Linked DNA regions of Homo sapiens: all the other regions are linked to region 1. Evidence: chromatin loops called from intact Hi-C (ENCODE). Cell type or tissue: PC-9. All regions are shown on one strand.

Region 1 (5,000 bases):
GTGCCGCTGACAGGGGGCTTTTTATGGCAGGAGTTCTGCTCCCTTTTGGAGCTTCTCTGTTTCATTGTTCATTCAGGCTGTTAGAACAGAATACCACGCCTGGGCAGCTTATCCACAACAGACATTTCTTCCCCACAGTCCTGCAGGCTGGAAGTCTGAGATCAGGGTGCCAGCATGATGGGGCCCTGGAGAGGTTCTTCCCGGCTGCAGACAGCTTCATGTGTCCTCACATGGCAGGAAGAGAGCTGGGTAGCTCTTCAACCTCTTCTTAGAAGGTCACTAATCCCATTCACGAGGGCTCTACCCTCAAGACCTAATTACCACCCAGCAGCATCACCCCCTTAAACCATCGCCTTGGGGACTAGAGCTTCAATGTATGAATCTCAGGGGACACAAACCTTCAGTCCATAGCACCCTCAAACACTATGATGAAGTGGCACAGTGAGAGTGGCCACCCGTGGGGCAGACTTCAGAGGTCACCCTGCAACCTTTCTCCAAATGTGTGTGACTGTCCTTGCGCCATGTAGGTTGTGTGTTTCAGTTGCGCCAGGTGGATTGTGTGTTTTAGCTGAAGATTTCTTTCTCAATGATTGCAGACATCATGTAAAACAAGGCATTTTAATGGTACAGTGACTGATGACTGAGAATTTCTTTCTTTTTTTTTTTGGAGATGGAGTCTTGCTCTGTCACCCAGGCTGGAGTGCAGTGGCATGATCTCAGCTCACTGCAACCTCCACCTCCACCTCCCGGGTTCAAGTGATTCTCCTGCCTCAGCCTCCTGAGTAGCTGGGATTATAGGCATGTGCCACCACGCCCAGCTAATTTTTGTATTTTAGTAGAGATGGGGTTTCACCATGTTGGTCAGGCTGGTCTCGAACTCCTGACCTTGTGACCCACCTGCCTCAGCCTCCCAAGACTGAGAATTTCTTAAGCAAAAATACACAACCTTGGTTGTACATATGTTCCTTTTAGAAATGTGGAGATATAGGAAAGAATTAAGAAAAAAAATCCATCACAAACAGCACTGCCATGGCCCTATCCACACCTTGTTTTTGGCATCTATTTCTCTATTCTTATTTGTATGTTTTCACATGCATGCATAATACATGCACGTGTATATATTTTTACAAGTTGTATAGGTTGGTGCAAAAGTAATTGTGGTTTTCACCATATTTTTTTAATTCCATTTTTTTTTTCTTTTTTAGCCCAGGGTAGGATATCTGAGATTCTTGCATTTGAAAGGTACAAGGACCTAATATGACCTAGAAAAGCAGGAACTTTTGCTGGGCATTCCGTTTCATAGGAATATTTAAAGATAGATGAAACTGATGTTCATTCTTAAGGCTAGATGCCCGTGAGACTGAGCTTTGCCAGGTGTCTGTGCTGCCCGGCATGTAGATACCTTCTTTGGCACTGGCTTACCCTGTGGCTTCAAACGTGTAAGTGGATATTGAGGAAGAGTGGGTGAAACCGTTGCTGTTCCCCAAAGGCAGGAACCCTATGTGGCTTCTTCACTGCTGTGTCTCCAGTGCCCAGCACAGTGCCTCCCACATCAGAGGTGCTCAGTGAACGTTAGATGACTGGCATTTCAGCTGTAGGGTGGCTTGTACACTGACAGTCTCTCTGTCTCTTTCAGGAGGGTTGGAGCCCAGGCGTTTGGTACGGGGCGTGAAAGGCAGAAGCATTAGCATGAAGGCACCCACCACTTCCCGAGCCAAGCAGGGACCATTCAAGACCATGCCTCTGCGGTGGTCCTTTGGATCCAAGGAGAAACCACCAGGTGCCTCCGTCGAGTTGGTGGAGTACTTGGAATCCAGACGAAGACCTCGGTCCACGAGCCAGTCCATTGTGTCGCTGTTGACGGGCACTGCGGGTGAGGATGAGAAGTCAGCATCGCCGAGGTCCAACGTCGCCCTTCCTGCTAACAGCGAAGATGGTGGGCGGGCCATTGAAAGAGGTCCAGCCGGGGTGCCCTGTCCCTCGGCTCAACCCAACCACTGTCTGGCCCCTGGAAACTCAGATGGTCCAAACACAGCAAGGAAACTCAAGGAAAATGCAGGGCAGGACATCAAGCTTCCCAGAAAGTTTGACCTGCCTCTCACTGTGATGCCTTCAGTGGAGCATGAGAAACCAGCTCGACCGGAGGGCCAGAAGGCCATGAACTGGAAGGAGAGCTTCCAGATGGGAAGCAAAAGCAGCCCACCCTCCCCCTATATGGGATTCTCTGGAAACAGCAAAGACAGTCGCCGAGGCACCTCTGAGCTAGACAGACCCCTGCAGGGGACACTCACCCTTCTGAGGTCCGTGTTTCGGAAGAAGGAGAACAGGAGGAATGAGAGGGCAGAGGTCTCTCCACAGGTGCCCCCCGTCTCCCTGGTGAGTGGCGGGCTGAGCCCTGCCATGGACGGGCAGGCTCCAGGCTCACCTCCTGCCCTCAGGATCCCAGAGGGCCTGGCCAGGGGCCTGGGCAGCCGGCTCGAGAGGGATGTCTGGTCAGCCCCCAGCTCTCTCCGCCTCCCTCGTAAAGCCAGCAGGGCCCCGAGAGGCAGTGCACTGGGCATGTCACAAAGGACTGTTCCAGGGGAGCAGGCTTCTTATGGCACCTTTCAGAGAGTCAAATATCACACTCTTTCTTTAGGTCGAAAGAAAACCTTACCGGAGTCCAGCTTTTGATGGAGCGTGTCAGTATTGTGTGACGCTGGCATTCTTGGGACTTTGCCAAGCAACTGTAGGCAGCTCATGTTGAGAATGGGTTTCCAGGAAACCCGTTGTCTTGTAATCTCTAAAAAAAAATTTTTTTTTTTTTGTGGTGGGGGGTCTCCATATCTAGACTTCCAACACCCAAGGTCCATATAACCCAAGGTCGAAAACCTTCCTGCATCATTGGGTGCTTTGCTACAGTTTGGCCACTAGAGGATGCTATTGGGTCAGTATTACCAGTTTCAGGGCAAGAACTGATATTTACTAAAGAGTTTTGGATGTGGGCAAACAAGATGAGGCTGGTTTAATAAGAATCTTCAATGTCATGTCAAATACTGTCAATGGCTTTTCCTTTTTCTTTCTTTTTTTTTTTTAAATTGTGGACTTAAAGAAAAATATTTTATTTTTAATGCTTTTCTGGGATAAGCATTAAAGATGCCAAAAAGAAAAAAAAAACAAAAGAATGATAGTGATGGTAAGGCAAGATTCTAGCAAAGAGAGATGGGAGATAAATGGCTGAGAGTTCAGGTGAATATTTAATATATTAAAAATTGTATTAAAGTTTTTCAAGGTATTTTAAAAATAACTATTTTGATACTAGAAAAAAAGTCCATTTTTTAATTTAAATATGAGATCTATGTACAATTTTAATAAAATCCTGTCCATGAAACACGCATGGCTGTCTGAATTATTCAAGTCTGATAAATGATCTTGTTTCATTTCTGCTGAGTAAACTTGGTTCGTTGCTATTGCTATCAGAAAGTAGTTACTTGAGTTCTTTCTAAAATCTAAAAGTGCTTTTCGTTCCAATGACTTGCTGTTTTCTAAAGAAGTGGAAGCCTCCTCAGGCCATTCTCCGGAGGGCTTGTACTTGAAAAGACGTGAGTTCCACATCTGCCTGACAGACTCTTAGTTGACTGTCCCGTTTCCTAAAGCTCTGCACACTCTTCAGTAGCGACTCTTACAAATATCCTATCATTTCTTACTTAGAAGCTGCTAAGCCTGACCCCAGGCCTGGGGCTCAACAGTTGAGGTCACCTGTACTTAAACAGTCCTTCTTCTGCAAATACTTCCTTTTTTGACGGGAAACATTTGTTCTCAAAAAAAAAAAAGAAAAAAAAAAAGACACCTGATCCCAAGAATTAAGTCTTCCTTCATACATATAGCATGACTCATTGACATGTCTCTGCTACATTTTTTTTCTCTTAAGAAGGAGAATGGGCTGGGCATGGTGGCTCATGCCTGTAATCCTAGCACTTTGGCAGGCGGAGGAAGGCAGATCACCTGAGGTCAGGAGTTTGAGACCAGCCTGGCCAACATGGCGAAACCCTGCTCTACTAAAAATAACAAAAATTAGCTGGACGTGGTGGTGTGCACCTGTAATCTCAGCTACTCGGGAGGCTGAGGCAGCAGAATTGCTTGAACCCAGGAGGCGGAGGTTGCAGCAAGCCGAGATCGAGCCATTGCACTCCAGCCTGGGCGACAGACTGGATTCCATCTCAAAAAAAAAAAAAAAAAAAACGAGGAATGGAGTCCATTTTTTACCCCAGTGAAAAAGACAACTTGCCTTTGATCAGAGCAACAGTTAGAAGGTAGAACTGAGATAACAGAGAAAGGAAGAAGACCCAGCCACCTGACCCCAGAGGACAATATGTATACCAGTAAACCTGTGTGTTTGCATTGCAAAAGAAGTCCATGTTCTCTTCAAGTCTTACACTGATGTACGCGTAGGCACTGTGGAAGACATGGTTGTCCAAGTCCTCTTGGGTAAATAGGAGTCTAGGAGTCTTCCTGCTTTATCTGGTTCTTTCTCCTCTGTTGACTCTTCAGAGGAATTTGTCACATTTAGTTTCCATGCTCTTCCTAAGCTCAGTCTCCCTTTCTTCCTCCTCCAAGAGATTGGGTTGGAACTCAGACATGCACCTCCCTGGCTTCTCTCTTCTAAGGACTCAACCTTTAGAATACTCTTGGGTTGTTGGGATATCATGAGAGGGTCCCAGGCCTTAGCAGTGTTCTCTGTAACACATTCACTCCAGGCTCTGAACTGTGGAGGTTCAGGAAGAGGCAATTACACTTGACCCCTGGTGGATATATATCCATCTGGGGTCGGCAACAAGGATGCCTGAGGCACCCTTGCATCCCCTTCCCTGAGGTCGCTTCTCCCTCTAGAAGGACCCAGTAGAAGGCTGTGAGAACAGAGCATGGGAAATGGTTGAGTCCAATTTCTGCCTGGAATGGAGGCAATAGGGTCATGGTTCCAACCTTGGCCATGCATCCGATGATAGGCTGCAGGCTTCTGG
Region 2 (5,000 bases), 890 kb after region 1:
GAGGGTTATTTGAGGTTAGATGAGTCAACTTGGCAGGGAGGGAGTGGTTACTGTTCTGAATTTGGCTAAGGGAGCATGGCAGGGTCCAACTACAGTATAGTATGGGAATTTCAGGTTGGGGGGCTTCTCATCTTATGCCTGTTGTCAGGGTAAGCCCGTAAGTGTGGGGGCACCCTTGCAGAGAGTAGCCCAGGTTCATTCTGAATTTGGAGAGACCAAGAAATTTCAGTCCGTGTCAGAGAAACTGATCCTTGGTTGGGCCTGACTTGGGCTGGGGAAGGGATGGCAAGTAGAACAGTGCTTGGCACATAGAGGTACCAGAAATATCTGCTGAATGACGGTGCCGCTGATGTCACTGAGCGGTCGGTAGCCACGGTCCGTCATGAGAGGCTGAGAGAGATTCTCAGGCCAGGCTTGGCGGGAAATGCTGTAATTTACGATTGCTCTGCCACAGGTGCAGGTGAGTGAGTGGAAGGGGCACGATGCAGGTGCAGGACCTGTGGTGGGACGTCAGAACTGGAGTCTGAATATGTTGCAGTGACCCTCAGTTGCAGACGGGAATCAGAGAAGAGTCTGGGCACATCCACTTTTGGATAACCTGACACTAAGGGATTCTGCTGAGCTCAGACCTGGGCAGATTAGCAGACAGGACACCCCCAGGCTCAGCCCAAGGTGGTTAGAATTGAGGCAGCCTCCACCGCAGCTACCCTGGTGGGCCTGCATTTGACAGACCATAAAGTGATTCCCCTCATAAGTGACCCAACCCTGCCTTCTGGTGGTCATTTCCATCAACTGCACCTGGGTTTAAAAGGACTGGTGTGGGAGCTCCTTTTCCTCACCACTCTCCTCAGCTCTCCTCAGCACTGGGGCTTTAGGACTAATTTTACTAACTCACATGAACCCAGTTCTGCTGTGATGTGAGTGTAATAAGCAGGAAAAGTCAATGTACTTCAAGACTCCATCTGGTTCCACCCATTGTCTGAGACAATTCAGTTATAGTTATAACATGTGACAGGCATCATGCAGGGCCTTGAATTTGCTTCGTAGCAGAAATCTTTTAAGGCAGGTACTATAATTATTCACGTTACCGAGGAGGAAACTGAGGCTCAGAGAGGCGCTGTTATTCTTGCTGCAAGACTATGACATTCAGCTGGGTGCGATGGCTCACACCTGTAATTCCAGCACTTTGGGAAGGTGACGGGGCAGGATTTCTGGAGCCCAGGAGTTTGAGACCAGCCTGGGCAACATAGTGATACCCTGTCTATACAAAAATTTTTTTTTAATTATCCAGACGTGGTGGCGAGTGCCTGTGGTCCCAGCTACTGGGGAGGCTGAAGCAGGAGGAACACTTGAGCCAGGGAGGTCTAGGCTGCAGTGAGCTGAGATGGCGCCACTGCACCACTGCACTCCAGCCTGGGTGAGAGTGAGACCCTGTCTCAGATAGATGGATAGGTAGGCAGATAGATAGATGATAGATAGATAGATAGATAGATAGATAGATAGATAGGTATGACATTCAGTTTTGGGTGCCACCAACCTGTTAACAATGGCACCTCCTCACCTTACCCCAGTCCATCCTTCAGACAGTGGAATTGAGGAGAATGGACAGGGAGGGGCACTTTCTATTTTATGTTTTACAAATGTATTTTTATAATGAGCATATATTATCTCTATAATTCTTTTTTAAATTGTAGACTAAATTCTGGGTGTCATCCCTGATGAAGGGATCTTGCCAGCCTAGGAAGGAGGAGGCAGGATACAGGAACTGGAGCTCCTTCACCTTGAGAGAACAGGGGTTCATAGGAGTATGGTGGCTGTCTAATGACCCTGGAAGATCCAAGAGAGCAGATTTATTCCGTGTGTGTCTCCAGCGCCCAGACCCAGGGTCAGGAGGTGGAGTTCTCAAAACGGGAGTTCAGCTGTGTGACAAAGCATCTTGCTAGCCAGGAGGGGCTGCCTTCTGCTGGAAAAAGTGGGATAACTTTGAAAGAACTTAAGCTGGAAGTTACTGGGATGTTTATACAGGAGAGTCAGTGGTGGGGAGAAGATTGGGGTTTAAAATATTAAAGCTATGGCAGGGTGCTGTGGCTCACGCCTGTAATCCCAGCACTTTGGGAGGCTTGAGGCTGGAGGAACGTTTGGGCCCAGGAGTTCAAGACCAGCCTGGGCAACGTAGTGAGACTCTGTCTCCACAAAAAAATTTTAAAAAGCATGGTGGTGTGCGGCCGAGCGCGGTGGCTCACGCCTGTAATCCCAGCACTTTGGGAGGCCAAGGCGGGCGGATCACGAGGTCAGGAGATCGAGACCATCCTGGCTAACACAGTGAAACCCCATCTCTACTAAAAATAATAATAAAAAAAATTAGCCGGGCATGGTGGCGGGCGCCTGTAGTCCCAGCTACTTGGGAGGCTGAGGCAGAAGAATGGCGTGAACCCGGGAGGCGGAGCTTGCAGTGAGCCAAGATGGCACCACTGCACTCCAGCCTGGGCGACAGAGACTCCGTCTCAAAAAAAAAACAACAAAGCAGAACAAACAAACAAACAAACATACAAACAAAAACATGGTGGCGTGCGCCTGTAGTCCCAGAGGCTGAGGCAGGAGGATCGCTTGAGCCTGGGAGGTTGAGGCTGCTGCGGGTCATGATTGCGCCCTACACTCCAGCAAAGCCTTTGATATTCCGGTCTCCCAGTCTGTGATCCTACCAGTGGGCTGCAGTACCCACTCCTGCCTCTAGGTGGCAGCCTTGGCTCTGTAAAACCCAGGTCTGTTTTTGGTGCCCTGGTTCCCACCCTTGGCTGGGTATTGTTTTCATCTGGAGATTTAGGGTATTGCAATCTACTGATGCCTGGGGCTGCACCTCCGGATATTCTGATTTAATTGGTCTCGGGTGGGACCTGGGAATTGGGAATTTTGAAAGCTCCTCAGGTGGCTCTAAGCCAAGGTTTGGAGTGACTGAGTGCTTAGACCCTGCCATTTCTGTGGGTTCGGTGAGCAGATTGTTTCATTTTATTTTCTTTCACTGTACTCTGCAGGGGGAGACTGGACCCATGGAGAGAAAGTAGGAGCATTAAAAGAGATGTCACCAGAAGCTACAAAACATACCAGCTCATTAAGATAGAGACAACAAAATAGGTCCCTCTAAAAATAGGAGAGAGAGAAGAAACAGGAGCTTAAACAGTGCCCATGAAGGAGTTACAGGCCTTTAACTCCCCCAGGAAGTGAATTTACTCCAGCCATGTAGAGGGCAGGGGAATGTTCCAGAAGGCAGGGTGACACGCTGGCCGGGGGCCAGAGACCTCTCTCTTTCTGGTAGCTTTAGCATGCGGCCAGGCAGTGGCAGTTCCGGAATTCAGGACTCTCTGGGGACCTGCGGGTATGGGCTGGCAGAAGGGGCTTCACAGGGAGAATAAGGGGCTTGCGGGGAGTTGGTTCCAGCCAGTGACAGTGAACTGACCCAGCCCAACACCTCTGTCCCTAGGCATGGTGGCTGCCCTCATATCTGCCCCAGCCCAGCACTGGGATCTCACAGAGAAAAAGGGCCTTCCGTAAAGGCAGAAAATAGCTATTGCCATAACTCTTCAAGATGCTGGGCCACAAACCACATTGCTGCGGCCCAAGCCCGGACTAGAGGGAGGCAAGTGAGGCACCCTCTTTGGCACAAAATCTAAGGGGACTGCAAAAAACCCTCATTAATCAAGGCCAGGTGCGGTGGCCCATGCCTGTAATCCCAGCACTTTGTGAGGCCGAGGCGGGTGGATCAGCTGAGGTCAGGAGTTCAAGACCAGCCTGGCCAACATGGTGAAACCCAGTCTCTAGTAAAAATACAAAAATTAGCTGGGCATGGTGCCGCGCACCTGTAATCCCAGCTACTAGGGAGGCTGAGGCAGGAAAATTGCTTGAACCCAGGAGGCGGAGCTTGCAGTGAGCCGAGATCGTGCCACTGCACTCCAGCCTGGGCGACAAAGTGAGACTCCAACTCAAAAAAAAAAAAAAAAAAAACCAAAAAAAAAAAAACCAGAAAAAGCTCAATAATCAAAATTAATCATATTGTATTGCAATACTTTTTAAAATCAAGGTTAGTGCAAAAAACACCCATGATTAACAAAATTTTAAATGAAGATGGGATGGGTGTTCCTGCCTTTATGAGCCTAAATGGCTTCTCTTGCCTTTACTCCTCTGTGGCACAGCACGGCTCTGGACTTCTGTAAGGGAGTCTTCTATTTTTCACCCACACCTTGCAGGAGCCACCAGTCAGCTTTGGCACCTCAAGAACTTTAGCACTCAGGGTGAGGCCAGGCTAGAGACCCTGATGCCTGGCAGAGCAGCAGTGCCACCTAGTGGCTCACGCCTATAATCCCAGCACTTTGGGAGGCTCTAGTGCCAAGGCATGAAGGGTGATGCCAGACAGAGCAACAGAGAGGGCCAGAAGCTGTCCGGAAGAGAGGGTTTTCCAGAGCACAGGAGCACGGGAGCCTCTGCATGGGCAGCTGCACGGGCGGAGCTGAGGTGGGGCAGCAGGGAGGCTGAATGAACAGATGAGGCAGGAGCAGGGAAGAGTCAGTGTTGCTGAGACTGATTTTTCCTGCAGGCAGAAAATTCCCATGCACAGTCTTAGCACCGCCACAGGCAGATGGGGTGACCTGGAAGCAGTCGCCCCTCCTTGTCCTCATCTATGAAACAGGAGGGTCAGCACAGACCGTCTGTCTCTGTGGCTTGCATATTCTTCAGAACTTGTGCCCAAGTTTCCATTTCCAGGGACGGGTGTGAGAAATCAGCTTCCGAGCGACAAAACAGTCTCCTGTTGGCAGCTCCAGGCCGCCCCCCCCCTTTGTTTTTTTTTTTTTTTTTTTGAGACGGAGTCTCGCTCTGTCGCCCAGGCTGGAGTGCAGTGGCGTGATCTCGGCTCACTGCAAGCTCCGCCTCCAGGGTTCACGCCATTCTCCTGCCTCAGCCTCCCGGTAGCTGGGACTACAGGCACGCGCCACCGCGCCCAGCTTTTT
Region 3 (5,000 bases), 200 kb after region 1:
AGGGGCACCCCCACTTCCCCAGGCAAGTGAGGATGAGTCTGGGGTAGCGACCTGGCAGGAAGGTGAGAGACACCCCCTGACACGTGGCTGCCTATCAGGTCTCAGCTTAGGCAGGTCACCTTAGCTCAGGAGGCCCCCACACACGTCTACAGGATAAGTGGTTAGCAACTAGAGCCTTCTGATTTCCCCATCTGTTAACTACTTTTTTTCTGAGCTTCTGCAGCTTTTAAATTTTTAGAATTTTTTACTATTTATGGTTTATAATATGCTGTTTTGAAATATGTATATATTGTGGAATGGCTAAATCAAGTTAATAATCAATGGGCTGGGCACGGTGGCTCATGCCTGTAATCCCAGCACTTTGGGAGGCCAAGGCAGGTTGATCACCTGAGGTCAGGAGTTCGAGACCAGCCTGGCCAACATGGTGAAACCCCATCTCTACTACATACACACACACACACACACACACACACACACACACACACACACACAAATTAGCTGGGAGTGGTGGCAGGTGCCTGTAATCCCAGCTACTCAGGAGGCTGAGGCAGGAAATCACTTGAACCTGGGAGGTTGCAGTGAGCCGAGATTGTGCCACTGCACTTCAGCCTGGGTGACAGAGTGAGACTTGGTCTCAAAAAAAAAAAACAAAACAAACAAACAAAAAACAATAATAATCAATGACCTCACACACTTATTTTATCCCACAGCTTCTTGCACGGCTTTGTTCTTATGTCTCTCTCCCTTATTTTCCGAACTGAGAGCTTTCTGGGGACAGAAACCACATCAGCGTCTGTGTCTCCAAGCACTCAGCACAGTGACTGGGGTACGCGGCTTCAGTAAAGAACAGTCGAATGAATGCCATTCAATTAGAAGGTCTCAGGTCAGTCCTATTTATCGAACATCTACTCCATGGCAGGTGCTGAGAATACAAAGGTGAGCTAGACAGGGTCCAAACCTCGAGGAACTGATGGTGGGAACTGTTGGAGACCTGCTGGAAACTCACAAGGGCAACTGTCCCGCATTGCGCTCATAAAGACATTCTCAGCTTGCTGGGCTGCCTGGAGCACAGGCAAAGGGAACCGCCCTGTATCCCAGGGGCCAGAGAAAAGGGTTTATGCTGTCAGAAGAGCTGGGTGGCATCAGGGTTTTAAGCTTTTTTCTTCTCTTTTATTCCTTCCCTCTTTCCCATCCCACCCCCCTTTAAAAGAACTTTTCCTTAAAATTTGTTCCTTTTGTTTGTGAGCATAACATTTATTTATTTTTTATTTATTTATTTATTTTTTTGAGACAGAGTCTCGCTCTGTCGCCCAGGCTGGAGTGCAGCGACGCGATCTCGGCTCACTGCAAGCCTCGCCTTCCAGGTTCACGCCATTCTCCTGTCTCAGCCTCCCGAGTAGCTGGGACTACAGGCACCTGCCACCACGCCCGGCTAATTTTTTTTTTTTTTTTGTATTTTTAGTAGAGATGGGGTTTCACCGTGTTAGTCAGGATGGTCTCGATCTCCTGACCTCGTGATCCGCCCGCCTCGGCCTCCCAAAGTGCTGGGATTACAGGCGTGAGCCACCGTGCCCAGCCCATAACATTTATAAGAAAACAGATCAACGGGACCTGCTGTGGTCAAAGCCAGGTGGCACCCTAGCCCTGTGCACCCCTCCCACCCCACTGCCTGGAATCAGGCAACTCTCTTCAACCTATGACCACCCCACCACCGCAAATCTGCCTCCACCGGTCTTAGAGGTGTCTCTAGGGAGCACAGCTCAACTTCCCTGGACAGATGATATCCCAACGAGGGTTCTGTGACTTCTCTCCTCTCCCTCAGGTTTTTGCTGTACAATATCTTTTTCTCTGGATACAACCAGGACTTAGGTGTCCCTATTCTAAGCAACTGACTTACACGGGGCTGGGAGCTCCAAGCGGGCAGGGGCCCCATCTGGGTTGAGCACTGCTGTGCCCAGTGTCTGACCTGGGCTGGGGCTGGGTGGGTGCCCCTTCTGTGTTTGTAGAGAGAATGACAAACTCTTCAGAGCTCAATCCCCTGGGTGACAAGAAGACAGCTTTGTCGCTGGATGACCGTCACAGACTAACAGAGAACTGGCCATCCAAACACCCCTCTCTCCTCCTCGTGTTAGTTGTAAATATGTCCTACTATTTTTTTTGAGCCCCTGGAACCTTCCCTGTATAGGAAAACATCCCCACCTGGCGGCAGTTTGCAGGATGCTACAAAAATCTTGAGAGCTTACGAGAATAAATAAACCCCTTTCCCACGTATATAGGTTTGGCATTTGCTGAGTAGGAGCAGCTGTACGACTCCGGGAATCTGGGAGAGTTAGCTCAGCCTGCTGACTCAGAAACTCCGGGGTCTCTAAGGACATGGAAAGCAAGTGACTTTCAGGCTTTAATACGCCCAGGAATGACCTGAAGAGTTTTCAACATTAAGGTTTCCTGGACCCCAGCCCCAGGTTCTGTGGTCTGGGGAAAAGCCCATGAACCTGCCAATATGCCAGGAAGCTTTCCCCAAATTCAAATGACATTCTGGAAGCGTGACGCTGCTAACTATCACAAGTGATTTGATTCCACAGATGAGGATGCCTGGCATCTCCATCTCGCTACAGACATCAAGTATTTTATTTATTTATTTATTTTTTTGAGACGGAGTCTCACTCTGTCTCCCAGGCTGGAGTGCAATGGCGCAATCTTGGCTCACTGCAAGCTCCACCTCCCAGGTTCAAGCCGTTCTCCTGCCTCAGCCTCCCAAGTAGCTGGGATTACAGGCACCCGCCACCAAACCTGGCTAATTTTTTTTTGTATTTTTAGTAGAGACGGGGTTTCACCATGTTAGCCAGGATGGTCTTGATCTCCTGACCTCATGATCCGCCCGCCTCGGCCTCCCAAAGTGCTGGGATTACAGGTGTGAGCCACTGTGCCCGACGATATTAAGTACTTTTAAAAGACAGTTTTTTTTTTCCTTTAAAATGGTTAGGCTGGTATCTTTAGTACCCATTCTTAACTTTTAAGCATCTCTGTTGAACCAGGAATCAGAAGTCCTTCCTCAAAGTGTCCTCACAGACTCAGGCCGGCCTGTCATGGCCCATCAGTTTTTCTTTCCAAAACTCTCGCTCTCTTTGCTTCCTTTTCATCTCACACATCAGAAGAGAATAAGAGAAGTTCCAAGTTGGTAGGAATTTCAGACACTGTCTAGTCTGATATTTTTCAGACGGTGTGCGGCCGAGAGTTGTGAAATCGATTTAATGGGCCAGGACCAGCTTTTTGGTGAGAACAGACCAGACTTGAACAGAAAATACCAGAGTACATTTTAAGTAGGAGGATAAATACTGTTTTATGAAACGTTTGTTTCAGCTACAGATGTGTGTGAATGTCTGTGTGCAGATATCGGAGTGGATACCTACAGACAGGTTCTGAATGCTCACATAAAATGCATCATTGTAAGTCACTGTCAGATAAGTGTAAAGAGACTGATCTGGTCTGAATTCTTCATTTCATATGTGAAGAAATGAAACCCCAGGGGAGCTAAGTGACTTGCTCAAGGTCACAGAGCTTGTTAGTGACAATACTGAGATACAACTCATGTCTCCTCACTCCTGTCCCCTAAATCTTCTGATGGAACGCAGAGCCTCTACCGCATGAGATTTTCTATCAGCAGAAGGAATTCTGCTCTTCTCCCTTCTTCAGCAGGAGCCAGGTATAACTTTCTTTGTATACGGCTCTCTCATTTCTTTAGCAATCTGTTGCTATTAGCAATGGCTTGAGCTAATGGACCAGAAAAACCACAAAAATTGCTGCAACAAAATTGCATTTCTTAAAGAGCTTTTACCCCTGACACAGAGCATTCAGAGCAGAATTTCAATAAGTCTTTTGGAGCAGACATTAAAAACGGTTTTTGGCATATGGAGCTATATTATTCATGGCAGTCAAATACATCCTTGGAGCCACTTTCTTCTCAAGGAATCGCCATAAAACCACTAGGCTGCTGCGATGACCGCTTGAGGCCACCAACACTGACCGACAGGCTGGAAGCAGCCGAGAGCCTCTCGTAGCAAAGTCTGTTTTGCATGACGGGTCTTCATGAGCTTCCTGTCAACTGAATGGTGAGGTCCACCCTGTGTCCTGAACACTAACTTAAAATGTTCTGAGCATGTGGTTGTCCAGGGCCAGTCTGCAGTAGCCCATTGGCAACCCCTGGAAAGGCACAGGCTCAAGAAGAGGCTGTGTTTTCAATGCCATTGGTCTGCCAAAGCAGGGGAGCTGCTGGAAGAAAAGCTCTGGGGACCAAGTCTCCCATTCGCTCAGTCCTTTCCTTTGCTTCCTCTGTGACTGAACCCACCTGGCTGTGTGACCATGGGCTGTGATCTCACCCCACCTCTTCTCACTGTGAAATGTGTATGCTATCTCGCGTGGTGGTTGACGGCAATGAGTTATATCCTGCACACAGCCATCCACACCACTTATGTCACCACTACCACGTCGGAGAGAGTTTTGCCACCTGTTGAGCACTCTAAACAATCAAGAATCAGGGGTCCTGCTGATGGGGAGTAAATGCCACCAAGATTCCCGGGGACCCAGCAGGTGACCTTTCCAAAGCTCGCAACTCTGGCTCCCAGCCCCACCCCATCACAATGGCAGCCCGCCCAGGATCTTCCCAGTCAATGGAAGTTTCTACCACAGCAGAGAATGGAGCTGCTGGGGGCCCCGACAGGGGAAGGGAGGCCTTGAGGGGAAAGCTACTCATGATCTGCAGCTGAAAAATAACTTGCTGTTTTGGATGCAATGCAGGAAAAAGATCCATTCACGGAGTTCCCTTCTCTGCCAGGACTTGAGTAGCAATTTTCTACTGAAGCGCTTGGTGTAATGAGGTTAGTTAGCATGCCTTCACTGGCTGGGAATTCTCACTCACATCTGGGTGTCAACTCAATCTTGGGGCACACTAAGCCATGGGGAGCTGTAGCAGCTCTGTTCCCTCTTCCAACCCAGCTCTTTAG
Region 4 (5,000 bases), 84 kb before region 1:
TAGAAATGGGGCCTTTAAATGGCCTGGGCTGTCCAGCATACTTCTAAAGTCTTAAAAGCCAGTCTTTTAATTCCACTTTATTATTGCATGATGCGATGCCCTTCCCACCAAAACAAATGAATTAACCAATATTTCAAAGGGGCATTTACCACACAACATGCCGATTGGAACATCATTATCATTTCCTGCCAAGCTCTTTGATTCATCAGGATATTAACAAATAAATGCGGCCAGGCGTGGTGGCTCATGCCTGTAATCCTAGCACTTTGGGAGGCCAAGGCAGGTGGATCACCTGGGGTCAGGAGTTTGAGACCAGCCTGGCCAACATGGTGAAACCCTGTGTCTACTAAAAACACAAAAATTAGCCGGGCGTGGTGGTGCACGCCTATAATCCCAGCTACTTGGGAGGCTGAGACAGGAGAATTGCTTGAGCCTGGGAGGCGGAGGCTGCAGTGAGCTGAGATCATGCCACTCCACTCCAGCCTGAGTGACAGACAGTCCGTCTCAATAAATAAATAAGTAAAAAATAAATAAATGCATGAAATGAATTAAGTTTCACAAGTACATTGACTACAAAGCAGGTATCAAACTAGACACAGTGTGATCCCAATCATATATATGATGTATATGTATACCAGTATACTTATAGAGAAAAGACTGGAAGGAACTAAGCCAAGATATTACTAGTGGTTATTTCTGGGTAGTGGGATGAAATGTGATTTTACCTCTTTGTATTTCCCCCTCCTCTTCAAATTTACTGCAACAGATAGATTTTTATAATCAAGTAAAAGTGTTATTATAAAGACAGATACATGGGGACCATGTTGAAAATGATCCAGTTATTTGAAATCAGGGCTGTTTCTCTCTCTCCTATTGCAGCAATGCCATATACGTGTTTATCTTTTTCAGGTGGAAATGACCATCTGGTCAAAGTTTGGGATTATAATGAGGGTGAAGTGACTCACGTTGGGGTGGGACACAGTGGCAACATCACACGCATCCGCATAAGTCCAGGAAATCAATATATTGTTAGTGTAAGTGCCGATGGAGCCATTTTGCGATGGAAGTACCCATATACCTCCTGAAGCTGATGAGATGTCTCTGAGCCTTGGCGTTGCACGCAGTCCTGTTGAAGACTGAGTTTAGATAACTCCAACACTAGTCTTCATTTCTCACAGCTCTGTTTTTGTTCTTGAGTCAATTTTTCTCTTTTTCTTTATAGAATGCATTTTATATTCTTAAATTGCATATTAAAATTGAAGTATGTTCAAGAATAATTTGTGCAGACTCTAATTAGAACTTTTAACATTTTGAATAAATTCTTAGTTGTTGGTTTTCTGTTATAATTTGTTTTCTGCAACTCTGCAAAACCCACAGACCTTCCTCATGATCTGTGCACAGACAGCATTGCTATTATCCTCTAAAAATAAGGTGAGGTGAATTTCCTTCTTAATTGCCATTTCATTGGTCAAGCTATATGGGACTAGACTCAGATTTAAATCCAGATCTTGGGCAGGCTTCTTAAAAATTCTCTGAGCCACAATTTTCTCTTTTGTCAAGCAAGAGTAAGTTCCTGCTCAAAAGGTTATTGTGAGAATTAAGTGACTAATGTACTAAAGCATCGGCAGAATTCCTGACAGGGTAGAGAGAAATATGCATGCTTTCTCAAAGAAAATGTGTGGTGTTGGGGATCTCAGGACAATTACCAAAGAAAGATGAAATTACAGAGATGCTTTATTGGAGTTGGCCATTACATCTTTCTTCTGTGCTTTCCACCAGAAGGGTGATGAAATGGACCTTGTGTCCTTGTGTATTAATCACCCAGCCGGGTATCTTTTTCCAGAGAGGGGTAAATAATGGCATTTTCCAGAACGCAAGTCTCCGATTCACAGTACCGTCTGATGTTTTAAGCATGTTATTTATCCTTTAAGTAAGGCTGCTTTTTTGCATGAGGTAACTGCTGTAACCCGGTTTGAAAGATCAAGTTTTTTGTTTGTTTGTTTGTTTTTTGAGACGGAATTTAGCTCTTGTCGCAATTTAGCTCTTGTCGCCCGGCTGGAGTGCAATGGCGCGATCTCGGCTCACTGAATCAAGCGATTCTCCTGCCTCAGCCTCCTGAGTAGCTAGGATTACAGGCATGCGCCACCACGCCTGGCTAATTTTGTATTTTTAGTCGAGACGGGGTTTCACCATGTTGGCCAGGCTGGTCTTGAACTCCTGACCTCAGGTGATCCGCCCGTCTCGGCCTCCCAAGGTGCTGGGATTACAGGCGTGAGCCACCGCGCCCGGCCAGGATCAAGAATATTTAATAAATGATGATCACTTATTAAACAACAAGTAACATTTCAGAGCGTTAGAATACTGCATCTCACATGGTGCTGATCTCTTCCTGAGCTAGAAATTGACGAGAAAGTCATTTTGCAAGACCTTGCCTGATTAATTATAAACCTGACAGTTGCATGGGATAAAGTGAGGGGTGGGGGAGGGGCCCAGGGTTACCCAGGGAATCAAGGGCGGGGCAAGGCCAAACTAATTCTGATTGGGCAATCATTCAACAAGGATCGTGCGTTAAGGAGTGAACCAGAAACCGCGTAGGGGGCGCGCCTGAGAGCCTGAAAACTTCCTGGTTAGCAAATACTGAGGCTGGAAAGGGCCTGAACTTGGCAGTCCATAGATCCAGGTCGAGTTCCGGTTTCCCTGCTTACGGATCGGGCGGCCTCCCTACGTTGCGATAACCTCTCTGAGCCCCCTTCCTTGCCGATTAAAGCAAGGGTGATCAAGTCTTGCAAGTTTTTGGAAAATGATTCTAACCCAATCTGTGGTGTAAAAAAGCAAACCACAACCACTCGGGGGCTTTTTTCACAGGGCAACACGTGGCTCCCAGTTCAGGTCCCGGGTTGGCGGGTGCAGGCACAGACTCTGCCTCCCCCCAAGGGGCAGACGGTCTGGAAGGAGGTGGCGACACCTGTCCGCACACACCTGAGCCTGCGGAGGAACCAGCGGTGCACAAAAGCGCTCCCCACCCCCACACAGCGCCCAGCGCGCGCCTCTCACCACGCCCGAGGCTGTGCTCTGGAGATGCCTGCCTTGCCCTTTTCTTCCTGCAGTAGCCAGGCCTTTACCATTTACTAGGCGCTTTCAGAATGTTCATTTCTCCGTAATTTCCACTGCTTGAAGGCTGCTCGAGGAACAGGAGCAGCGGCGAAACCCAGGTCTGTCGGTTTACGAGGTAAGGAAGGGTGGGGAATCCGACCACGAAGACTCCCAGTCAGCGCAGCGGGGGCGGCACCAGGCAGGGGTAGGGGTGGCCCGGCGCTGCCCTGGAGGGGGCTGGTCGTGCCGCCGGATTCCCGCGCGGGGCGGGGCTGCCCCGCCCTTGGCTCCGCCTCCGCCCCGTCCCCGCACACCTGGCCCGCAGGTAGCCGGCACCAGGAGCCTTAGAGAAGCTGTAGGGCCTGCTGGCCGCTCGTCCGCCTCGCGCCCGGGGGCTCCGCGCCTGGAGCTGCGCCGGCGGCAGCCATGGACCTGGGCCCCGGGGACGCGGCAGGAGGGGGACCGCTCGCGCCCCGGCCCCGCCGCCGCCGCTCCCTGCGCCGCCTGTTCAGCCGCTTCCTGCTGGCGCTGGGCAGCCGCTCACGCCCCGGGGACTCACCGCCCCGGCCCCAGCCGGGACACTGTGATGGCGACGGTGAGGGGGGCTTCGCCTGCGCCCCGGGCCCAGTTCCAGCGGCCCCCGGGAGCCCCGGGGAGGAACGCCCGCCCGGACCCCAGCCCCAGCTCCAGCTCCCCGCCGGCGATGGGGCGCGGCCGCCGGGCGCTCAGGGCTTGAAGAACCACGGCAACACCTGTTTCATGAACGCGGTGGTGCAGTGTCTCAGCAACACCGACCTGCTGGCCGAGTTCCTGGCGCTGGGGCGCTACCGGGCGGCTCCGGGCCGCGCCGAGGTCACCGAGCAGCTGGCGGCGCTGGTGCGCGCGCTCTGGACTCGCGAATACACGCCCCAACTTTCCGCGGAGTTCAAGGTAGGCAGCGCTGCGCCGCCGACCGCCCTGTCCCCCTGGTTTCGCCTCTTGAAAAGTGTGTGCACGATCAGGAAAGGGTTTTCTTGGGGCCTTCTTTAAATGCCGTTGACCAGTTCAGCCCCGGATTACCGGCTTTGTTTTGAGTCGATGTGTTACGCTGTCGCTTGCTTATGTTTTCTTTGTAAATTAATTCTCCTAGGTATTTTGAGAGGGAGTGGGGTGAGCTGGCAGATTGAAGGGTAATCAGCGTTTTTGGATTCAACAAGCATTTGTTGAAGTATTGAAGGCTTGTGGGCCAGACAGTGTTCTAATGCCAGCTCTAGAGCTTCCAGTCTGGAATGATGTGGGGTAGGGAATGGGATGTTGAAGGCCAAGGCCTCAGAGGAAGGAGGTGATGCTTGCGTTGAGATCTGAATGATGAGAAGGATGCAGTCAGGGCAAGCTGTAGGACTAATCCAGGCAGGAGGAACAGCAAGTACAATTGCCATAGACCCGAAGGAGCTGAGTGCTGGAGACAGGGAAAGAAAAGCAGTGGCGTTGGAGCTTAGGAGGCAGATGAGTTTCGCCAGATCACGTAAGACCTAGGAGGCAACGGTAAAGAGTTTGGATTTTATTCTAAGCCCAGTGGAATCTGACAACCTACAGGCCAGGTACCGTGCTGAGTGCCCAGCAAAGGCAGTGAGCGTGCTATTTTGGAGATAGCATCCTTTTGTTTAAGGCGCATTCAATCCCCTACAATGTATGAGCACGGGCTTGCATTTTATTGTCTGCAAGATCACGGTCTACTTACTCGGGTTGCTGCCGGGTCGTGAGGCTTTGTAAATTGTTTGTATCACTTCACCCGGGATTAAAACGGGGTGTTTGTTTGGGGTCCCAGTTGGATTAAAGCGTTCCTGATAATTGATGCACATGGCTTGCTTCCTGCAAAAAAAAAAAAAAAAAAAAGAAAAAAAAGAAAAAAAAAGAAGAAGAAACCC

What was found. Hi-C counts contacts between places; a loop is a spot of excess contacts. Peaks named below come from ENCODE experiments on the same cell type or tissue, not always from the same donor. Only the 100,000 strongest peaks of a DNase experiment are listed, where the experiment ranks them.
Region 2: it touches region 1 in a loop (8-fold over the local background); 14 of 110 quality-filtered maps call a loop at or near these places.
Region 3: a loop joins it to region 1, with 23 times the contacts of the local background. A loop is called at or near these places in 16 of 110 quality-filtered maps.
Region 4: it touches region 1 in a loop (5-fold over the local background); 4 of 110 quality-filtered maps call a loop at or near these places.

The regions. Positions count from the first base shown.
Region 1 is chr17:9,726,318-9,731,317 of GRCh38, forward strand. USP43 (ubiquitin specific peptidase 43) reads left to right here. Exons shown (of 15, transcript NM_153210.5): 15 at 1,637-3,370. The coding sequence ends at 2,673. Among named protein-coding and RNA genes, the nearest start is that of DHRS7C, 63 kb to the right of the region's middle. RefSeq lists enhancers at 1,308-1,808, 1,809-2,309. In PC-9, a CTCF peak has its summit at 2,894 (motif pointing right); DNase peaks (open chromatin) are centred at 2,904 and 3,864; H3K27ac peaks cover 402 bases.
Region 2 is chr17:10,613,968-10,618,967 of GRCh38, forward strand. All of the region lies in intron 10 of MYHAS (myosin heavy chain gene cluster antisense RNA), which reads left to right. Among named protein-coding and RNA genes, the nearest start is that of MYH3, 41 kb to the right of the region's middle. RefSeq lists enhancers at 3,511-4,011, 4,014-4,514, 4,515-5,000. In PC-9, CTCF peaks have their summits at 720, 2,724 (motif pointing right), 2,926, 4,334 (motif pointing left) and 2 weaker places; a DNase peak (open chromatin) is centred at 4,334.
Region 3 is chr17:9,926,844-9,931,843 of GRCh38, forward strand. All of the region lies in intron 9 of GAS7 (growth arrest specific 7), which reads right to left. Among named protein-coding and RNA genes, the nearest start is that of RCVRN, 24 kb to the left of the region's middle. In PC-9, a CTCF peak has its summit at 2,224 (motif pointing left); a DNase peak (open chromatin) is centred at 2,208; H3K27me3 peaks cover 2,073 bases.
Region 4 is chr17:9,642,114-9,647,113 of GRCh38, forward strand. It overlaps CFAP52 (cilia and flagella associated protein 52), which reads left to right. Exons shown (of 14, transcript NM_145054.5): 14 at 910-1,334. The coding sequence ends at 1,085. It overlaps USP43 (ubiquitin specific peptidase 43), which reads left to right and starts at 3,404. Exons shown (of 15, transcript NM_153210.5): 1 at 3,404-4,023. The coding sequence starts at 3,520. LOC124903924 (a long non-coding RNA gene) reads right to left here and starts at 3,314. Exons shown (of 2, transcript XR_007065615.1): 1 at 3,123-3,314; 2 at 1,717-2,394. It overlaps LOC107985011 (a long non-coding RNA gene), which reads right to left. Exons shown (of 3, transcript XR_001752790.2): 2 at 4,814-4,944; 3 at 3,992-4,604. RefSeq lists a silencer at 3,277-3,336 and enhancers at 3,645-4,292, 4,982-5,000. In PC-9, CTCF peaks have their summits at 2,611 and 2,812; DNase peaks (open chromatin) are centred at 2,598, 3,028, 3,168 and 3,918; H3K4me3 peaks cover 2,955 bases; H3K27ac peaks cover 2,700 bases.